Linked DNA regions of Homo sapiens: region 2 is linked to region 1. The links are chromatin loops, found by intact Hi-C in ENCODE. Cell type or tissue: endothelial cell of umbilical vein. All regions are shown on one strand. Each heading gives the region's core, and the rest is flanking DNA. Links, peaks and the distances in the headings are about the cores only.

Evidence for each region. Peaks named below come from ENCODE experiments on the same cell type or tissue, not always from the same donor. Only the 100,000 strongest peaks of a DNase experiment are listed, where the experiment ranks them.
Region 2: a loop joins it to region 1, with 2.8 times the contacts of the local background. A loop is called at or near these places in 18 of 110 quality-filtered maps.

The regions. Positions count from the first base shown.
Region 1 is chr6:143,021,158-143,032,721 of GRCh38, forward strand. LINC01277 (long intergenic non-protein coding RNA 1277) reads right to left here. Exons shown (of 3, transcript NR_038987.1): 2 at 509-796. Among named protein-coding and RNA genes, the nearest start is that of LINC01277, 11 kb to the right of the region's middle. In endothelial cell of umbilical vein, for the core only: a CTCF peak has its summit at 6,108; a DNase peak (open chromatin) is centred at 6,074.
Region 2 is chr6:142,955,716-142,965,497 of GRCh38, forward strand. It overlaps HIVEP2-DT (HIVEP2 divergent transcript), which reads left to right. Exons shown (of 3, transcript XR_001744397.3): 3 at 704-7,564. Among named protein-coding and RNA genes, the nearest start is that of HIVEP2-DT, 14 kb to the left of the region's middle. In endothelial cell of umbilical vein, for the core only: no CTCF peak of the experiment used is centred there; a DNase peak (open chromatin) is centred at 4,566; H3K27ac peaks cover 875 bases.

The DNA of each region.
Region 1 (11,564 bases), core at 1,426-9,425:
GACACATGGGGATTATGGAAACTACAATTCAATATGAGATTTGGGTAAGGACATAGCCAAACCATACACATCACACCATGCTTTTTAAAAGTTGACATCATCAAATGGCTATAATTATACAATAATTTTATTCTAATCATTCCCTAATTTTCCTTTTTATGTTATTTTAATTAATCCTGTTTTGAACAGCTTTATGTATAATTTTTAGTTTACATCTTGGATTATAAGAGTCCTATGACTAAGGATTTCTACCTATTTTGATACCGTGGTCTAGTATTCTAAATATTTTAAAAATTTATTTTAAAATGAACTTTGTATTCTAGAATGGTCTTAGATTTATAGGGAAGTTGCAAAGATAGTACACAGGGTTCCCACAACCCTGCACCCAGTTTCTCTAATTGTTAACATCTTCCGTTACTATGGTACATTTGTCAAAACTAATGAATCAATATTGATACATCATTATTAATTAAAGTTCACACTTTATTCGTATGTTCTTAGATTTTACCTGTTGTCCTTTTGCTGTTCCAGAAACCCACCCCGAATACCACTGAGTCATCACGTTTCCCTGGATTGTCTTTAGGCTGTGGCAGTTTCTCAGACTTTCCTTGCTTTTGATGACCTTGACAGTTTCGATGAATATTAATCAGGCATTTTGTAGAATCTTCCTCAATTTGGACTTGTATGATGTTTTCCTCATGATTAGATGGTGGTTACAAATTTTGGGGAGGAAGAACACAGAGGTAGAATGCCATTTTCCTCACATCACATCGAAGGTTCATGCTGTCAACGTGACCTGTCATGGATGATGTCAAATGCGATTATGTGGCTGAAGCAGAGTTATTTTCCAATAAGAGTTACTCTTTCCCTTCCCTCCATGCTGTGTTCTTTAGAAGGAAGTCACTATGTGCAGCCCATACTTATGGGGGTTGTTGCAGGGGGAGTTATTCTCCATATCTTTGAGGGAATAGCTATACAAATTATTTGGAATTCTTTTGTACATGTTATTTATTCAATAACTCATGAATATTTGTTTTATACATTGGGATATAATGTAATACTGCACTATTTATTTTCTTGCTCCAATTATCCCAGCTGGGGCCATTGGAATATCTTTCTGTTGGCTTCTATATTCCTTTAACATACTCCGTTTTTGTTTTGTTTTTAGCATTTCCTTATTTGATGACACTACACGATGCTGCAGACTTGTCTTGTATATTTTCTGCCCCATTCCTAGAATCGGCCGTTTCTCCACAGAACCTGATGCTTTTTATTGGAGAATAGTATTACAAATCAAGATCTAGAAACTGAGTATGCTTAATACTTTATAACCTGTAATCAGCGATATTTTTTTCTAATTTTAATCCCATTCTCATTGCAATTAAAAATTCATATACAGACATGTAAAATATCTGCAATTAAGCCTATTCTTTGTGTCTTGTTCTCGACAGAGATAAAGCAAGGATGTTCTCAGGTATATGCTGGATTTCTTTTAATATTAATATGACTAAGGGTGATGCATGGATAGTTGCCTGCTGGGCAGAATGCCTTTTCACCCTTTCAGAGGTTCACCTGAAATCTCAGCCTCGGCCTCAGGGTCACCTCCTATAAGCTCTGTGAATTGCACAGGAGGAGGAACAAGGTCCACTCTGTCATTCTGCCTCACCTCAGTAAACACAGCCATGAAAAGCTACTTCTATTCTCATTTCTCTGACTTCACACCTTCCATTAAACAAACCCAAGATTCCACCTCTGAAAAATAAATTGTATATAGCAAGGCAGTACAACAGCAAAACAGATCCTGATTTGAAGCTCCATTTTGTACCATTCCATTCGTAACACAATTTTTATGAAACGACAAGACCAAAAGAACAAATTTAAGAAATATGAAGAACCACGTTCATTTTCATGCAGTCATTATAGGCATTGTCCAATGATCAAGACCGTTGGCATTGGAGCTAAAATAAGAATGGAGAAGTATTACAGTGGAGAATCGAATCCATCAATCACATTAACAGTAAATTGCACACTAATCCTTTATCTATTATTTACAGTATCAATAAGTGTATCCTGTCTAGACTACAGAGTACTTAAACTCAAAGGTGTCAATAATAACAAAGAATAACATTATTAAATAATAAGCATCAATTAAAAATTAAAATGAATAGAATATAAGAAAAAGCACCCTATAGATTGTGTTTATAAACCTAGCCTATTTTGTGAAACTGTTATAGGAATTATGATTTATGCTAGCTGATAAATCTGATTTTGACAATTGGGTAAACAAAAAAACTAAGATTTTTAAAATTAAATTTTTTTTGCTGGAAGAAGGATCCCTATATGAATAAAATTTTAAATTTACATAATCAATGTTTTAGTATTTCCAAATGTTTTATGTGGTTTTCAAATTTGTATCTTATCAGGGTCATGTCAAATAAAAAGAGCTAAAGTAAATGGTTTATCTTGACCAAATTTAACAATCATGACTTCTATAGCTGCAAACAAAGCTTATCCGTTACCAAATGCAGTGTAGAATTTAACTTATATTTAGATAAAGTCAGGAAATGGCCTCTAAATGGTCCTCAATTTTCTTTCATTTAGACAAAAACTGAGTTTCCCCCTTTTGCTGAGTTGTTCAGTTAAAAGACTGTTTCATTTGGAGAGTGTGACTGATGGCTCCCTGTGAGAATGGGCAGGGCAGAGCCAGGCCTGACCGGAGAGGGAGCCACTCTGTCCCCTAGGAAGCTGACTCAGGTTCCAAGGCTTATGACCTGGGCTTTGGCCCATGGGCATTTACTCAGAGAAAATTTGTAGAGTACAATCACAGTTGTTGAGTATAATCATGATGGCCCCTGACCAGTCATTCATTTCATATAGGAACTACTTGGCATGTGTTTCAGAGGACTGGGCTGAGAGTGGAGATCCATGACATGATACCAGTGATCATGTGGGTCCTAAGGACAGGTGGTGCAGGTGTCCATGGCGAAACAAGGCCTTAGCTGGTAGACTGGATTTCCAGGACAGGATCCTAATACCCACCAGGAAATCTGTCTGGAAGAAAAACAAGCTCCTAGGTTTCTGAGAGGAAAACCAGATAGGTTATTTAACAAAGATCTTAAATTAGATTACTGCAGAAGCTCAACTTTAGAATCAGTGGCACATAGCAAGGTTGAGCTTATAGACAAGACCACCTTCTTTTAAGAGCCTGACACTGAAGGATGCGTGACTAGGGTGTGAGCATAGGAGTCAAATTCAGCAGGAGACATTGATCCTAGATCAGATTAAAAGCAAAGGGGTCTTAGCCTCAGAAAAGTAGCTGCTGGAACAGAGTACATGGAAGGCCTGTAATTTGGGACTGACTGGCTAACTTGGTAGCTTTTAGTATGGGGTCAAACCTAATGGGACTTGATATTAAGAATGGGACTTGATACTGAGGCTTCTGCCTGGGGGATTAGCACAGTTTAAATATGGCCTGACACAGGGGTGGAGTTGCTCTTGTATATGGGATGTCAGGAGTCCCAGCTGTGAGGAACTGGGAATTATACAGACTGAAATCAGAAGACATGATGACTAAATGTAATGTCACACACCCTGAATTGGATCCTGGGGCAGAAAGAGGTTATTAGGTAAAAAGTAAAAATATTTGAATAACGTTTGGTCTTTAGTTAATTAAAATATGTCAATAACCATTCACTAGTTGTTAAAAATGAATCATAGAGATGTGGTATGTTAACAATAACAGAAACTGGGTACAGGTTATATAGCCACCTTCTGTACTATCATCACGACTTTTTTTTGTAAATCTGAAACTATTCAAAAGTAAAAGTTTTTTTTTTTTTTTTAAATCAGGCACCTTATTATCTTCCTCTTCTTTTTTGTTTTCTCATGGAGAAAATAGCATTTCCATTTCATTTTATCTGAGTGCTTTAGTATCTTTCCAGTAATATGTTTTATGTTTTTTTGTCTCTGTCATATATAAAAATGAGCCCATTTTGCTTACATACTACAATGTCTTAGTCTAGTCAGGCTGCTATAACAAAAATGCCATAAACTGAGTGATTTCTATGCAATAGGAATTTATTTCTCATAGTTCAGAAGGCCAGGAAGCTCAAGAACAAGGTGCCAGCAGATTTGCTACCAGGTGAGGGCCCACTCTGGTTCACAGAAGGCATCTTTTCCACCCTCACTTGGTGGAAGGGGTAAGGGGTCTTTCTTGGACCTCTTGTAAAAGGCACAACCTATTCATGAGGGTTCCATCTTCATGATCTAATCATTTCCCAAAGGTCTCACCTCCTAATACTGTCACATAAGAGAAGTTTTCAACTATTGAATTTCGAGGCACAAACACTCAGATCATAGCATAACAAAAATTGTTCAATAACAAAAAATAACATGTACTATGACTTCAGGTATGATATTAATTGAAGAAATGATTTCATAAATGTGAATAAAGCATATTTTTAAAATAGTGTTTAAAAACAGAATAAATTTACTTTCAAGTCAATAAAGGTTACTTTTTAAATTAATGCTTGACATCATTTTAAATTTAATTTATCCCCTTACTTCCTTCTTTCATCTCTCTCTCTCTACCTGTTGCATTTTGTTAAAAATCTACAATTATATTTGATAGTTATAAAAAGCTTAGAGTTGTCATACCTTTGACACCATCTACTTCAATTCTATCTTTTGATAAGGAAATGGAGGTTCAGGATTTTGATAAGCTACCCAAAATGAGCTATGCAATTCTATTTATTAATAAATAGCAAAACTGGGCCTAGATCCAGTAGTCTACCAGTATTAGTCGGTTTTCATGCTGCTGATAAAGACATACCCAAGACTGGGCAATTTACTAAAGAAAGAGGTTTATTGGACTTAACAGTTCCATGTGACTGGGGAGGTCTCACATCATGGTGGAAAGCAAGGAGGAGTAAGTCACATTTTATGTGGATGGCAGCAGACAAAGAGACCTTGTGCAGGGAAACTCCCAGTTTTAAAACCATCAGATCTCGTGGGACCCATTCACTATCACAAGAAAAGCACGGGAAAGACCAGCCCCCATGATTCCATCATCTTCCACTGGGTCCCTCACACAACACATGGGAATTATGGGAGCTACAAGATGAGATTTGGGTGGGGACACAGAGCCAATCCACATGACTACCTCCTAACAAAAAGCACATTTTAATGCACAGTCTTGCCTTCACTCTATAAAAATTACTTTGTTTCTAGAGTTATTCTTGAAATTTCCCTTCCTATAAAGACAAAGACAAGTTTGTGTCAATGGCTATTTGCTTGGACTTTATCATCCATTGTTTCAGCAGGACTGATGTGAATCCTTTTACAGCTTAACTTTATAACCTCTTTAAAAGGAAATGCTGAAAAAAATTCATGATTCTCATACTTAGATAAAAATGCCAGCCAGTTAATAATTTATAAAATAATTTTGCTACTATATGGATTTTCTCCCATCTAGTCCAATTTTCTGAGTTGCATATATGTGCTAAAATTTTAAGAGTGTAAACAGCAAAGTTGTTTTTAAAATTAGCTCTCCAAAGAATTATAAAGCAGTAAAGGAAATGAAATATGTTAGCCTTGAAGGTGATGCTATAAAGATATACAGTTAGTGTAGGAAGAAACATGTTCATTTGTATATTCTGGGCTGTTCTTTATTTTGTGGCTGCAGTCTACTTGCTATGATTTTCCCTGAGGGAATTTCTGTTTCCATTCCAAGTGGTCTGTGTTCCAAAACAGCTACCAAAGTTTATTGCTAATGTTCTTTCCATTCCCTACAATTCAGTGTCTTGCCACATTAAAGAGGTGTTTTCATGTCTTCAGAGCATCTCTTCTGTACCCATCCCATCCCCAAACTACAGCTACCAGGGGCAGTTTCCCTGACAGCAGCTGCTGTCATCTTACGTGGCCTCCAGGGGTGGTTCAAGGAACAATGGAAAGGCATTTAGAAGTGAAAGAAAATAGGGCTTGACAGGTCAGATTACTGTTATGATAGGCCTGGGTTCCTGGATTTGTTGGTTGGGGGCCCTACCTTGCCATAGCTCCTAAGTTTAATTTGGGGCTTGGTGACTCTCTGGCGCCACACTCTGGCATCCTCATCATCGGCAAAACCCTTTGGACTCCATCAAGCAGTGCAGCGCAGATCATCACAGAGAAATGTGTGGAGAAAACAACGTAAAAATCTCTGTGAAATTTATCATATTCCAGAGATATAGGACTAACTTGAGGAATTTTCTTTCAAAATTTGTTTTCTTCAGGTATTTAAAGTCAGAGTTAGGCACAAGTTTGGCTTTGAGTTCCCCAGTTGTACCATATACTTCTTCATTTTCATTTTTTTCTATATACAAACAACATAGGCATCATTGAACAAACTTATTCAAAAGGAATAATGAAATCTCCACCCCATCCTTACACCATGCCTGAGAGAAAACCACTGATCGCAATTGGTCTATATCCTTCCAGTTTTTGGACTATGTTTATGCAAATATGTACACAAATATACTACAAAAAATATATCATACTGTGCGTGTATGTGTAACTTGCACTTGCCTTTTTACTAAACAATATACACTGGGTATCTTTCCATATCAATATACACAGAGTCATTTCATTCTTTTTAATAGCCACATAGTATTCCACTCTATTATACAGAGTTATTATAATCTATTTAACCAGTCCCGCAATGATAGGCATTTGGATTAGTTTCACACTTGTAATAAAAGTGGCATCATTATACATATATAATGATGTATATAATGATACATATATCTGTGATTACTTGGAGAAATATTTTTGCATAATAAATTTCTAGAAGAGAAAGACAAAATATATCAATGTATGCTTCCATCAAGAATGATTAAAGTCCATATTTTTTCCTATTATCATACCTAACAATGTAAATTTGTAATACATTTTGGTCTTTGTTAGTCTAATTTTTTTTTACTTAATTATAAGTGAGTTTGTGTATTTTTTAAGAGCTATCTTTAATGATCATCTGTGTTCTTTGTGAATTCTGTGTTCATATTTGTTGTTTATTTTCTGTAGTGGTGTTTTCCTTTATCTTACAGATTTGTGAAAGATAATTTTAACACATTGGGTATCATTGCAATTTCCCTCATTTTGTCATCTGTCTTTTATCTTGTTTATATAGTCATTTCATTCATTTTTTTCTTTATGGTTTCTACTTATCTGATGTGTTTAGAAAGGTGTTCCTTACATAAAAATTATTTTCCACTGGTACACTTATTATTTTTGTTATTTTTAAAACATTAACCAATCTAGAGACCTTTTAGGATATGGTTCTGAAGTAGGAATACAGATTCATTTCTTCCCAATTGGGTAGGAAAATTTTGTAGCCCATTTATTGAACAATATGTCTTTTCTCCACTAATATGAAATATCACTTTTATTATATAGTAAAGCTCATATATATCAAGGTCTATTTTTTATTATGAATAACTCCTTGACCTATTGATTTTTATCTCTATTAGTGTCAGAGTATTTTAATTGCTGTATTTTATAATATGTTTTAATAAATTACAGATGAGGACTTAATCATTTTCACATTGCTCATAGCATTATAACTTATTTATTACATTCCAAATGAAATTTTAAACTTATTTTTCAAGGTTCTGAAAATGCTTAATTTGGTTTTTAATTGTAATTGCAATAATTTTATTATAACTTACTACTTTATACTCTTCCCTCAATGTAGTTATGTTTCCTCATTTATTTTAGTCTTTCTTTTGTGTTTAACTGAAAATCTTGCATCTTTCTTATTGGATTTATTTCTAGGTATGTTTATTAGCATTACTAATGAGTCTTGTTTCCCACTTCATTTTCTAACTTTTATTGATTTTTGGTATATTAATCTTGTATTAACTGCTTTCTCGTACTTTCTGTTGCTGTAGCAGACAGTTTTCTTGATTTTACTCCAAGGTAGTTATATAATTTTTGGTAAATAATCATACATTTTACAACCAATATATACTTTTTTCCTTTCCTTATATTCTTTTATTGTCCATAAGTTCCAGAATCTTGTTGAATAATAGAAGTATTAATAGAAAGCATTCTCTATTTTTTTTATATTATACTTTAAGTTCTGGGGTACATGTGCACCAAGTGCAGGTTTGTTACGTAGGTATACATGTGCCATGTTGGTGTGCTGCACCCATCAACCCGTCATTTATATTAGGTATTTTTCCTAATGCTATCCCTCCCCCAGTCCCCCACCCACCTACAGGCCCCAGTGTGTGATGAGCCCCTCCCTGTGTCCATGTGTTCTCATTGTTCAATTCCCACTTATGAGTGAGAACATGTGGTGCTTGGTTTTCTGTCCTTGTGATAGTTTGCTGAGAATGATGGTTTCCACTTTCATTCATGTCCCTGTAAAGAACATGAACTCATCTTTTTTATGGCTGCATAGTATTCCATGGTGTATATGTGCCACATTTTCTTTATCCAGTCTATTACTGATGGGCATTTGGGTTGGTTCCAAGTCTTTGCTATTGTGAATAGTGTCACAATAAACATACATGTGCTTGTGTCTCTATAGCAGCATAATTTATAATCCTTTGGGTATATACCCACTAATGGGATTGCTGGGTTAAATGGTATTTCTAGTTCTAGATCCTTGAGGAATCACCACACTGTCTTCCACAACGGTTGAACTAATTTACACTCCCACCAACAGTGTAAAAGCATTCCTATTTCTCCACATCCTCTCCAGCACCTGTTTTTTCCTGACTTTTTAATGATCACTATTCTAACTGGTGAGAGATTGTATCTCATTGTAGTTTTGATTTGCATTTCTCTAATGACCAGTGATGATGAGCATTTTTTCATAAGTCTGTTGGCTGCATAAATGTCTTCTTTTGAGAAGTGTCTGTTCATATCCTTTGCCCACTTTTCGATGGGGTTGTTTTTTTCTTATAAATTTGTTGAAGTTCTTTGCAGATTCTGGATATTAGCCCTTTGTCAGATGGATAGATTGCAAAAATTTTCTCCAATTCTGTAGGTTGCCTGTTCACTCTGCTAAGAGTTTCTTTTGCTGTGCAGAAGCTCTTTAGTATAATTAGATCCCATTTGTCAATTTTGGCTTTTGTTGCCATTGCTTTTGGTGTTTTAGTCATGAAGTCTTTGCCCATGCCTATGTCCTGAATGGTAATGCTTAGGTTTTCTTCTAGGGTTTTTATGGTTTTAGATCTTACATTTAAGTCTTTAATCCACCTTGAGTTAATTTTTGTATATGGTGTAAGGAAGGAATCCAGTTTCAGCTTTCTACATATGGCTAGCCAGTTTTCCCAGCACCATTTATTAAATAGGGAATCCTTTCCCCATTGCTTGTTTTCGTCAGGTTTGTCAAATATCAGATGGTTGTAGATGTGTGGCATTATTTCTGAGGCCTCTGATCTGTTCCATTGGTCTATATAACTGTTTTGGTACCAGTAACACGCTGTTTTGGTTACTGTAGACTTGTAGTACAGTTTGAAGTCAGGTAGTGTGATGCCTCCAGCTTTGTTCTTTTTGCTTAGAATTGTCTTGGCTATGCGGGCCCTTTTTTTTCCCATATGAAATTTAAAGTAGTTTTTTCCAATTCTGTGAAGGAAGTCAGTGGTAGCTTGATGGGGATAGCATTGAAGGTATAAATTACCTTGGGCAGTATGGCCATTTTCACAATATTGATTCTTCCTATCCATAAGCATGAAATGTTCTTGTATTTGTTTGTGTCCTCTTTTATTTCATTGAGCAGTGGTTTGTAGTTCTCCTTCACATCCCTTGTAAGTTGCATTCCTAGGTATTTTATTCTCTTTGTAGCAATTGTGAATGGGAGTTCATTCATTATTTCACTCTCTATTTGCTTGTAATTGGTGTATAGATATACTTGTGATTTTTGCACACTGATTTTGTATCCTGAGACACTGCTGAAGTTGCTTATCAGCTTAAGGAAATTTGGGATGAGATGATGGGGTTTTCTAAATATATAATCATGTCATCTGCAAACAGAGACAATTTGACTTCCTCTTTTCATAATTGAATACCCTTTATTTCTTTCTCTTGTCTGATTGCCCTGGCCAGAACTTCCAATACTATGCTGAATAGGAGTGGTGAGAGAGGGTATACTTGTCTTGTGCCAGCTTTCAAAGGGAATGCTTCCAGTTTTTGCCCATTCAGTATGATATTGGCTGTGGGTTTGTCATAAATAGCTCTTATTATTTTGAGGTATGTCCCATCAATACCTAGTTTATTGAGAGTTTTTATCATGAAGGGCTGTTGAATTTTGTCAAAGGTCTTTTCTGCATCTATTAAGATAAGCATGTGGGTTTTGTCGTTGGTTCTGTTTATGTGATGGATTACGTTTATTGATTTGCATGTGTTGAACCAGCCTTGCATCCCAGGGATGAAGCCAACTTGATCATGGTGGATAAGTTTTTGATGTGCTGCTGGATTCGGCTTGCCACTATTTTATTGAGGATTTTTGCATCGATGTTTATCAGGGATACTGACCTAAAATTCTTTTTTTGTTGTGTCTCTGCCAGTCTTTGGTATCAGGATGATGCTGGCCTCCTAAAATGAGTTAGGGAGGATTCCCTCTTTTTCTATTGATTGGGATAGTTTCAGAAGGAACGGTACCAGCTCCTCTTTGTACCTCTGGTACAATTTGGCTGTGAATCCATCTGGTCCTGGACTTTTTTTGGTTGGTAGGCTATTAATTATTGCCTCATTTCAGAACTTGCTATTGGTCTATTCAGAGATACGACTTCTTCCTGGTTTAGTCTTGGGAGGGTGTATGTGTCCATGAATGTATCCATTTCTTCTAGATTTTCTAGTTTATTTGCATAGAGGTGTTTATAGTATTTTCTGATAGTAGTTTGTATTTCTGTGGGATTGGTGGTGATATCCCCTTTATCATTTTTTATTACGTCTATTTGATTCTTCTCTTTCTTCCTTATTAGTCTTTCTAGCAGTCCATGAATTTTGTTGATCTTCTCAAAAAACCAGATCCTGGGTTCATTGATTTTTTTGAAGGTTTTTTTTTTTGAGTCTCTATCTCCTTCGGTTCTGCTCTGATCTTAGTTATTTCTTGTCTTCTGCTAGCTTTTCAATTTGTTTGCTCTTGCTTCTCTAGTTCTTTTAATTGTGATGTTAGAGTGTTGATTTTAGATATTTCCTACTTTCTCTTGTTGGCATTTAGTGCTATAAATTTCCCTCTAACCACTGCTTTAAATGTGTCTAGAGAATCTGGTACGTTGTGTCTTCATTCTCAATGGTTTCAAAGAACATCTTTATTTCTGCCATCATTTCATTAGTTACCCAGTAGTCATTCAGGAGCAAGTTGTTCAGTTTCCATGTAGTTGAGTGGTTTTGAGTGAGTTTCTTAATCCTGAATTCTAATTTGATTGCACTGTGGTCTGAGAGACAGTTTGTTGTGATTTCTGTTATTTCCATTTGCTGAGGAGTGTTTTACTTCCAAACACTTCTCCTGGTCCATTTTAGAATAAGTGCGATGTGGTGCTGAGAAGAATGTATATTTTGTTGATTTGGGGTGGAGT
Region 2 (9,782 bases), core at 1-8,000, 67 kb before region 1:
GCTCTTGAAAATCTAGTTTTTCAAATTTTCTGTTTTACACAGAAAATGTGATATTTAGCTGAGTGGCTTAGTTAGAGCATCAAGTGCTAGATGTATGTAACTTTAAAAATTAGTAATTATGTGAAATCTTAAGGTGTATATACAGATACATATACATATCTTCTCTCTAGTAAATATCATGTGCACTTGTCATTTTAAAAGACATTTCTAGCAGTATAATATATTGATCCAAGTATATATAAACTTAAAGATATGCTAAAAACAAATAACCAATTGGCATCTTTAAAATTCACCCTTCGTTAAATGAAACCATGATGCTATTTTTAAAAAACGATAATATACGTATAATGAGAAATATTAAATGTCATGGCCTGGGCAAAATTTGAAGAAGAAAAAACATCAAGACAATTGCATTTAAGTTTCCAACAAGAGATTACATCACTAGGTTTATTGTATTTATACAAATATAGTAGCAATGTTTGCAAAATGCCCCTAAAATTCCTGAGTGAAAGCAGAAATGAAGAACATTTGCATGATTATAAATATCAGGATATCTGAAAGCATAAAGGTATTTGGTTGAGTTTTTCCATTGTCATCCAGATTTGATTACATAGAACAAATTGAAGGCCTCTTATTGTTTTGGTGTTTCAGAACTTAGCAAAGGGGCTGCCACTCATTTCGGCTTTTTTCTTAATTATTCCAGGGTTCCATGAACTGCTTCCTCTGACATGAGATCTAACAAGGCTAAAGACTAAAATGCAGCTGTTTACAGCGTAAGTAGGAGGCCGTCCCGTGCAGTGCAAAATCAACAGAGAGGAGACAGTCCTATGCCTTCGAGAGACAGTCTGCTGATACTGTCATGATGTCTAGTGACAGGCCAGAGATCAAAACCCAACACCCTCATTTACCTGACAGTGATTTGGCCAATCCCTTAACATCTCTAAGAGCTTCATTTTTCTACAAAATTGAGACAATAGTATTTGTTTCATAGTGTTACTGTCAGGGTTAAATGTTATACATTAAGCATTTAATATATGCTGCTTGTTTATCTAAATATTCATGGTCAGGCACTAACTTCTTATGTGACTCTGAGCAATGCATTCATCTCTGTACCTGTTTCCTCATCCATAAATTGGGAGTTGAACAAGGTGAGCCCTAAGTTTCGTTCCAACTTCAATATTCTATAATTCTTGCAACTTATATGGCCTCAGTTTTCTTATCTTTATAATGGGCATAAGAGTACCTACCTCACAGAATTTTTGAGAGGATAAAATGAATTAAGACAGGTAGAAAATTCTTAGAACAGTGCCTGCCACATTGGAAGTGCTTAATATGTATTAGCTGTGATGATGCTGCTAATGATGAAGATGATAATGACCCTATTTGCAGATAGTATGGCAGCCATAAAACATTCAGTATCAGATTGATTACATTCTCTTATTTTCTGAGTCAATGCCAGAGCTACCAAGATTTTATTCTTTAAAGGTTCTTCAAGACTAAATTCTTTTTACATGATATGATTATTACACATTGTATGTCCGTATCAGACCAGCCTGGCCAACAAGGTGAAACCCCATCTCTAAAAATACAAAAATTAGCAGGGCATGGTGGCACGCACCTGTAGTCCCAGCTACTCGGGAGGCTGAGGCAGGAGAATCACTTGAACCCGGGAGGCAGAGATTGCAGTGAGCTGAGATCGTGCCACTGCACTCCAGCCTGGCAGAGTGAGACTCCATCTTAAAAAATAAATAAATAAATAAATAAATAAATCTCATGTACTCCATAGATATGGGGTACCTACTATGTACTCACAAAAATTAATTTTTTTTTAGAAAAGCCTAAGCTCATTTGCTTCTTAGTAAGAATTATGTTAAGATTTCCCAGTGTAGATACCCTAGGCTGCTAATTTTTTTTCTTTTGTTATCAGTATCTTAAGAAATTAATTGGCCCGGGAGTGGTGGCTCATGCCTGTAATCCCTGCAGTTTGGAAGGCCAAGATGGGAGGATTGTTTGAGGCCAAGAGTTCAAAACCAGCCTGGGCAACATAGTGAGATACTATCTGTATATAAAATAAAAAAATTAGTGAGGCATGGTGTCATAAGCCTGTGGTCCCAGCTACTTGGGAGGCTGAGGTGAGAGGATTGCTTGAGCCCAGGAGGTCAAGGCTGCAGTGAGCTGTGATGGTGACACTGCACTCCAGCCTGGGCTATAGAGCAAGACCCTGTCACCCTCCTCAAAAAAAAAAAAAAAAAGCAATTAATTGATTTATTTATGGCCATTCTCTCTTTTTGTGAGCTGGATATGTGTTCACTTTCATTCTAAAAACGTACAGCCCCCAAAGCCCACACATGTTGTCAAAGCTCACTACATTTACCTAGAGAGTTTCCTGTAGTCTCCTCTTTCAAGTATTTTAAATAATGCGTAATTTCTTCATGTAACTGAAACATGTTAATGTTGAGTTGGCACAGGAAGAAAAGTTTTGATTTACTCAGAACTGGGATTTGTGTGGGTCATTTCCTAGTCCTCCTAAGTATTTAACAAATGTAAAATGTAACACACAATTAAATAAGCTACCCAAGCCAAATGAACTGGTGAGTGCATTATAAATAGCAACCAAAATTATTCTTCAGTTGTTAACTGGTATGTCCTGATTTAATAATGAATTACATCATTTGACAAATGAGATAAGACTTCCACCTTTAGCTTTCTGATCCAAACTTCTAATAGTTGAAATGTATTATTACCATCTGGTGTCTGGCCTCTGAAATGCCCTGGCGATATCTGCCTCATTTCAAGTAGTTGGGGCTTGCATATGCCAGCAAAGCACTCTCCGAAGTGTCTTGATTGGCAGGCCCAGAGAGAAGGCTAAGAACCGAATGAACCATGGAGATATAGCTCCAGCTCTGTAGAAGTTTCCTCTGGTTCAAGGCAGACTCATTTTCTTAGTTTGTGCAGCAAAAAAATTGTCATGATCGAAGTTGTTTTTATTTTGGATCTCAATCCTGAAGGATGCAATTCCTATACTTACCAAGAATGTTTCCATCTGTTTTAAATTATTTCACTCCTTTTACAAACTGGCAATAATTTTAACACCTTTTATTTTCAGTGAAAATAATTCGAGAATGAAGCTGAGAATGATACATAAGCCTAGAGTTTTAACTCAGTGAAGTAATATGATTCTGACAGTTCTTTATTTTTTCCACATTGTGTTAGATTCCTAGTAAAAAGGGAAGATGAATCTTATTGCTTTCAAAAACCTGACAATATGGTATGTAGGACAGAATGAACATACATAGAACAATATCCAATAACACAGATGAAGGTGTCAAAGCCATTGCCAGACAGAGTGGTGCAGATTGTGAGATCAGTTTTCTTGGTAAGTGTTATGGACTGAATGTTGGTATTCTCTAACATTCATAGATTATAATCTAATCCCCAATGTGATGGTAGCACTATCTGGGGGTGAGACCTTTGGGAAGTAAAGGTCTTTTTCTCTCCACACCTGACCAAAAGTAGGAGCTCAACAAATGTATGTGCACTGAAATGGAATGGGGGCAAACAGCCTGGTGGTATAGTACAAAGCAAAATTTGGTTATGGTAGGAGCAGTACAGATACATCTGGATCACAATCTAAATTCTCTCCAGGGACCAAATACATAGATTTACCCCTTGGGTTATTGGTCTGGTAGACTCTTAATTTTTAATAGGGTTTATATAATCTAGACTTCTTATAACCTCTGCCCCACTGGATATAGGTATTACTCAGTTGAAGTTAAAAATTGAATATAGGATTATATGCAATGCTTTATCTATAACTTTCTTGTAAGGATAAACTCAGTACATCTCTGGTTTTCTAATATTTTGGAGGAAATGTTACAAATAGGTAAGGAAAGTTTGAGCCTCATTTACGCATGAGGGTGGACCCCTCCTGAATGAGATTAATGTCCTTATAAGAAAAGGCCAGAGAGCTAGCTCACTCTCTTTCAGCATGTGAGGACACAAGAAGCCCAGAGTCTGCAACCTGAAAGAGGGCCCTCACTAGAACCCAATCATGCTGACGCTGTGATCTTGGACTTTCAGGCTCCAGAACTGTGAGAAATAAATTTCTGTTGTTTATAAGCCATCCATTTCATGACAATTTGTTATAGTGGCCTGAACAAAGACAATAGGTATAAAAGAGAATTGATAAAGATGAAATTTAGGAATACAATTAGAAGTGAAATGCAAATAACAAGAGGGTGACCCCGGAGTAGAAAAGTGTCTGTGTCTGGTAGATTTGAATAGTTTACAAATGCCAAGCCTGTGCAAAATAGGAGTTACCAATATTAATGGCTGCATCATTACAAGGTGTATCCAAAAGACACTTAAGATTAAGTCTGTGTTTGTCAGTGGGGAGGTGAGAGTAGGAAATGTTAAATAACCTGCCCTTTGTCACTCAGCCAACAAGTAAGAGAGCAGGGAATCAAGTTCAGATCTAAGTCCTCTAAAGTTATTCCCCAAACTCCTCACAGCTTCACTTAATAACCATTTCCTGCTTTGGTTGACTTTACAAAGATGACCATACATTTGAGAGCAAAAGGGGAAGCTATGAATCATTACATCTGGACAAATGGCATGAATCAAGATCATCCACTGCCAACTAGAGTGTATGTTCATCTTCTGTCTATATATCTTCATTCCCAGACATCTACCAGACATCCAGTGACTTATCTGAGAAGTACACTTGGAGGTCAGTTTCTTGGAGTAAATTGATCAAAGTGTTAAAATTCTGGAAAGTTATTGTATTTTAAAATAGTTCACACAAAAAAATAGTACAATGAAATGAATCACTATTAGTGGAATTTCAGGCCCTCAGGTACCTGATAATAAGAACTCTTTCAAAACAACATAACTTTCCTGGTACCTGTCAAATCACAATTTCTATATGAGATATGGCCAGCTGGGTATTCAAGGATAATTGGTCAGCTACTGTGATGATTAATATGGAGTGTCAACTTGTTTGCATTGAAGGATGCAAAGTATTGTTCCTGGGTTTGTCTGTGAGGGTTGTATTAGTCTGTTTTCATGACACTGATAAAGACATATCTGAGACTGGGCAATTTACAAAAGAAAGAGGTTTATTGGACTTTCAGTTCCACATGGCTGGGGAGGCCTCACAATCATGGTGGAAGGTGAAAAGCACATCTCACATGGCGGCAGACAAAAGCAGAGAGCTTGTGCAGGGAAACTCTCATTTTGAAAACCATCATATCTCATGACACTTATTCACTATCATGAGAACATCATGGGAAAGACCTGCTCCCATGATTCAATTACCTCCCACTGGGTCACTCCTACAACACGTGGGAATTCAAGATAACATTTGGGTGAGGATACAGCCAAATCATATCAAGGGTGCTGCCAAAGGAGATTAACATTTGAGTCAGTAGACTGGAAGAGGCAGACCCACCCTCAATCTGAGTGGTTACCATCTAAGCATCTGCCAATGCAGCTAGAATAAAGCAAGCAGAAGAAAGTGGAATGAGAAGACTTGCTGAGTCTTCTGGTCATCATCTTTTCCCCATGCTGGATGCTTCTTGCCCTTGAACATCAGACTCCAAGTTCTTCAGCTTTCAGACTCTTGGACTTAGAGCAGTGGTTTGCTAGGGGCCCTCAGGCCTTCAGCCACAGACTGAAGCCTGCACTGTCGACTTCCCTACTTTTGAGGTTTTGGTACTTGGATTGGCTTCCTTGCTCCTCAGCTTACAGCTGGCCTATTATGGGACTTCACCCTGTGATCGTGAGTCAATTATCCTAATAAACTCCCCTTCATATATACATATATATTATTAGTTCTTACCTCTAGCGAACCCTGACTAATACAGATTTCTAGATGTACAGATGGATTGAGAGGCAAACACTCTAAATTAACAAGGCAGAAATGAAAGAGCTGTTCTGCCCAAGATCTTCAGCACTGCTCAGACCTCTATAAGAATTTCTTATCCAGTTCAAAACTTATCAACTTAAGAAAAATATAGAAAATTTGTAAAGCATTCAGAAGAAACTAAAGACTAAAGCAAAATGATATGTTCAAATACTTAACACTGCCAAAATGTAATGCATTTCAATAAAGTGATATATGTCCTTAACTCACACAAATTAATAAATGTCTAATAGACATACATATGGGAAGTGAATATCAAATGCCTGTGTACTATTTGTATAAAATCTAAGTTAAAACTCATTTCCATCCCAAAGATGTGTGATATGTAAAATAATATTCTACGTATTTTGTTTAATTTTGGGGGGTCATTTAAGATTTTTTTATTTGCAGAAAAAAGATGCTACAAACAAAATTAATGGGAAAAAACAAAAATTAGTACCAAAAGAGGAAACGAGGACAAGGAAAAACACGAGCACATAGAAAAATGTAAAAATACTCAAGCCAGGCTCAGAGAACCAGCATCCCTGACAGCAAGTGTTGTTAAACATCCACGTGGGTTGCTAAGGAAGGTTAGGGAATCTCCCTTTCCCAGAAGTCTTTAAAAATAGGATAACATCTGTTTGGATGGGATAATGGTGGTACTGCTTGACTTGGCAGCTTCTTAAGCAAACCTATGGTTTGGTAATTCTACCATTTCTATTTCTGATTTGAAAAGTAACAAATAACTTCAGTTCACCTAGAAAATTGGGCCTTATAATGACTTGTAATATTGTCTTATAAAACTATTTTCATTGTCATTAATAGTGCAAAGGTAGATAATTGAGGTTTTCAGAGTATACTTGAATTTGCAGCCAAGGCTCAAACTTTCCTTATCTATTTGTAACATTTCCTCCAAAATATTAGAAAACCAGAGATGTACTGAGTTTATCCTTACAAGAAAGTTATAGATAAAGCATTGCACATAATCCTATATTCAATTTTTAACTTCAACTGAGTAATGCCTGTATTCAGTGGGGCAGAGCTTATAAGAAGTCTAGATTATATAAACCCTATTAAAAATTGGAGTCTGCCAGACCAATAACCCAAGGGGTAAAACATATATATTTGGTCCCTGGAGAGAATTTAGACTGTGATCCAGATGTATCTGTACTCCTCTTACCATAACCAAATTTTGCTTTCTACTATACTACCAGACTGTTTGCCCCCATTCCTTTTCACTGCACATATATTTGTTGAGCTCCTACTTTTGGTCAGGTGTGGAGAGAAAAAGCCCACAGTCCCTGCCCTTGAGGAACACATAATCCAAAAAAAAATGCATGGGTGGCTCCAGGTGTTGTAGGGTCTTAGGCAAGTATAATTTTGGACATGCATTTTAAGAAAAAGAATACAAAATTACAAATGCAGAATTACTAATAAAAGTGAATATTTATTGTATAGAGAAAATTAATCACAACAAATTACAAGTTTTAGCATTCTCACAAATGCCAGAAATACCACAAAATCTCAGAAAAAAACCTATATTTTGTATTAATTAGCTGACTGATCACATGTATAATTCTACGTGTTCTACTTTTGGTTGCATATTGTTGACCACATGAGAAAAATTTCTTTATTTACTTATTCAGATGGAGTTTCGCTCTGTCGCCCAGGCTGGAGTGCAGTGGCGCTATCTCATCTCACTGCAACCACTGCCTCCCAGGTTCAAGCGATTCTCCTGCCTCAGCCTCCCGAGTAGCTGGGACTACAGGGGCATGCCACCAGGCCCAGCTAATTTTTGTATTTTTAGTAGAGACGGGGTTTCACCATGTTGGCCAGGATGGTCTCAATCTCTTGACCGCATGATCCACCCGCCTCGGCCTACAAAAGTGCTGGGATTACAGGCGAGAGCCACCACGCCAGGCCAAGAATTGTTTATATTATTTTCTATACAGAGAAAACAGTGATAATTTATTCAGTCATTCCTTTGGCATGATTGAAATTTGTTTTCTTTCTGGCTCACAACTCTTTAATAATTATAAGTAAGTTTTCAGGATTGTTGTCAAGTACAGGAAAACTTCAGTCAAATTTCTTTCATATATGAACTGCAAGAGCTATAAGATTTCAGGGCATTGATAATTTTCTTGCATGTAAGTAATTTTAAATACTCTTTCAATTGATGTTACTCATTAACCAGCTTGTCACTGGTGTCCTTGTTGTAATGGTGTAGTGTGAGTTCAATTTTATCTCTGTCAATGTCAGGATTGTGTATCAAATTTGAAAGAAATTTAAGTATTTTCTCAAAGAGTTCATGTGATTCAGTCCTCTGGGTTAAATGTGTTATCAAAAACTAAAAAGCCCATTCAGTACTTCCCTCTTCCTGTTAATGAATTATTGCTCTTTGTATTATCTAAAAATATTTCTGTTACAATTTACTTCTTGATGTCAAAGTGATTTCTATTTGACTTTATCTCTCAATTGTTTTTTCATATCCTATCAAATTTCATCTGCATTTTCTCCCAGTTTCTTATTACATTAATTCATAGATGACAAAAGAGTTACTCTTCATATATGCCCATATTAGGAGTCATTGATTTCTGTGGGTTTTTAATTGAAAAGATCCAAAACATCTATGCAAATTCCAGTTAAAATGAAGTATTTATGTCTTATTAATTTTTTGAATAATCTGTTCACTTCTTGTTTTTGTTACTCTTCCATGACTTTAAAAATATATTTCAGGGTCATTAAATTGCACTGTACAATGTTTTAAGACTTGAGAAGCTTTAGTGTGGGCAAACCAAACCATGTTGTTACCTTTAGACTCTTAAAAGAAATACTCTTGTTGGCATTTTAAAAGTTGAGGTAAAATTACCATTCAATAAAATGTACATATCATAGTGTTCAGCTCAATGAGTTTTGAATAGGCCAGGCGCATTGACTCACTCCTGTAATCCCAGCACTTTGGGAAGCCAAGGCAGGTGGATCATGAGATCAGGAGTTCAAGACCAGCATGACCAACATGGTGAAACCCCGTCTCTGCTAAAGAATACAAAAATTAGCCAGGCGTGGTGGCACGTGCCTGTAGTCCCAGCTACTTGGGAGGCTGAGGCAGGAGAATCGCTTGAACCTGGGAGGCGGAGGCTGCAGTGAGCCGAGATAGCACCACTGCACTCCAGCCTGGGCGACAGAGCGAGACTCTGTCTCAAAAAGACAAAACAAATAGAGGGCATTTCCAGCATCCAGAAAGTTCCCTTTCTCATCCGTACCCCCTTCCTCATCCATCCTCACCCCCAGAGCAACCCTTTTCTAATTCTGTCACCATAATACATTTCGCCTACTCTCAGACTTCACATCAGTGGAATCACTCAGTATGTAATCTTTTGTGTCTTATTTTGCTCAGCATGATTTTGAGAATCAACCACATTGTTGCATGTATGGACAGTTTGTTCTGTCTTATTATGAAGTGTTATTTCACTATATAAATATACCATTATTTGTTTATTCATTCTCCTATCGATGGACATTTAGGTTCTTTCCAGCTGGGGCTGTTATTAATAAGGATGCTTTGAATGTTCTTATACAAGTCTTTGCATGGACATGTGTTTTCATTTCTCTTGGCTACCTATCTGAGAATACAATTGTTCAGTAATAGAGTAGATATATGTTTAACTTTATTAGAAACATGGCATATGTATTTTACGTACTCCCTCTATAAGAAAAACACAAAAACAAGACATGTAATTGTTGCACAATACTGAAGTGGCCCAAGAATTAGGGTTCCTTAAAGGAAGCCTTCTTCCACCTGTATTGATCATCCATGGTATTGATCATCCATGGCTCCTCACCAGGCATCATTCTTTGGGTCAGCTAGGCAGAATGACTT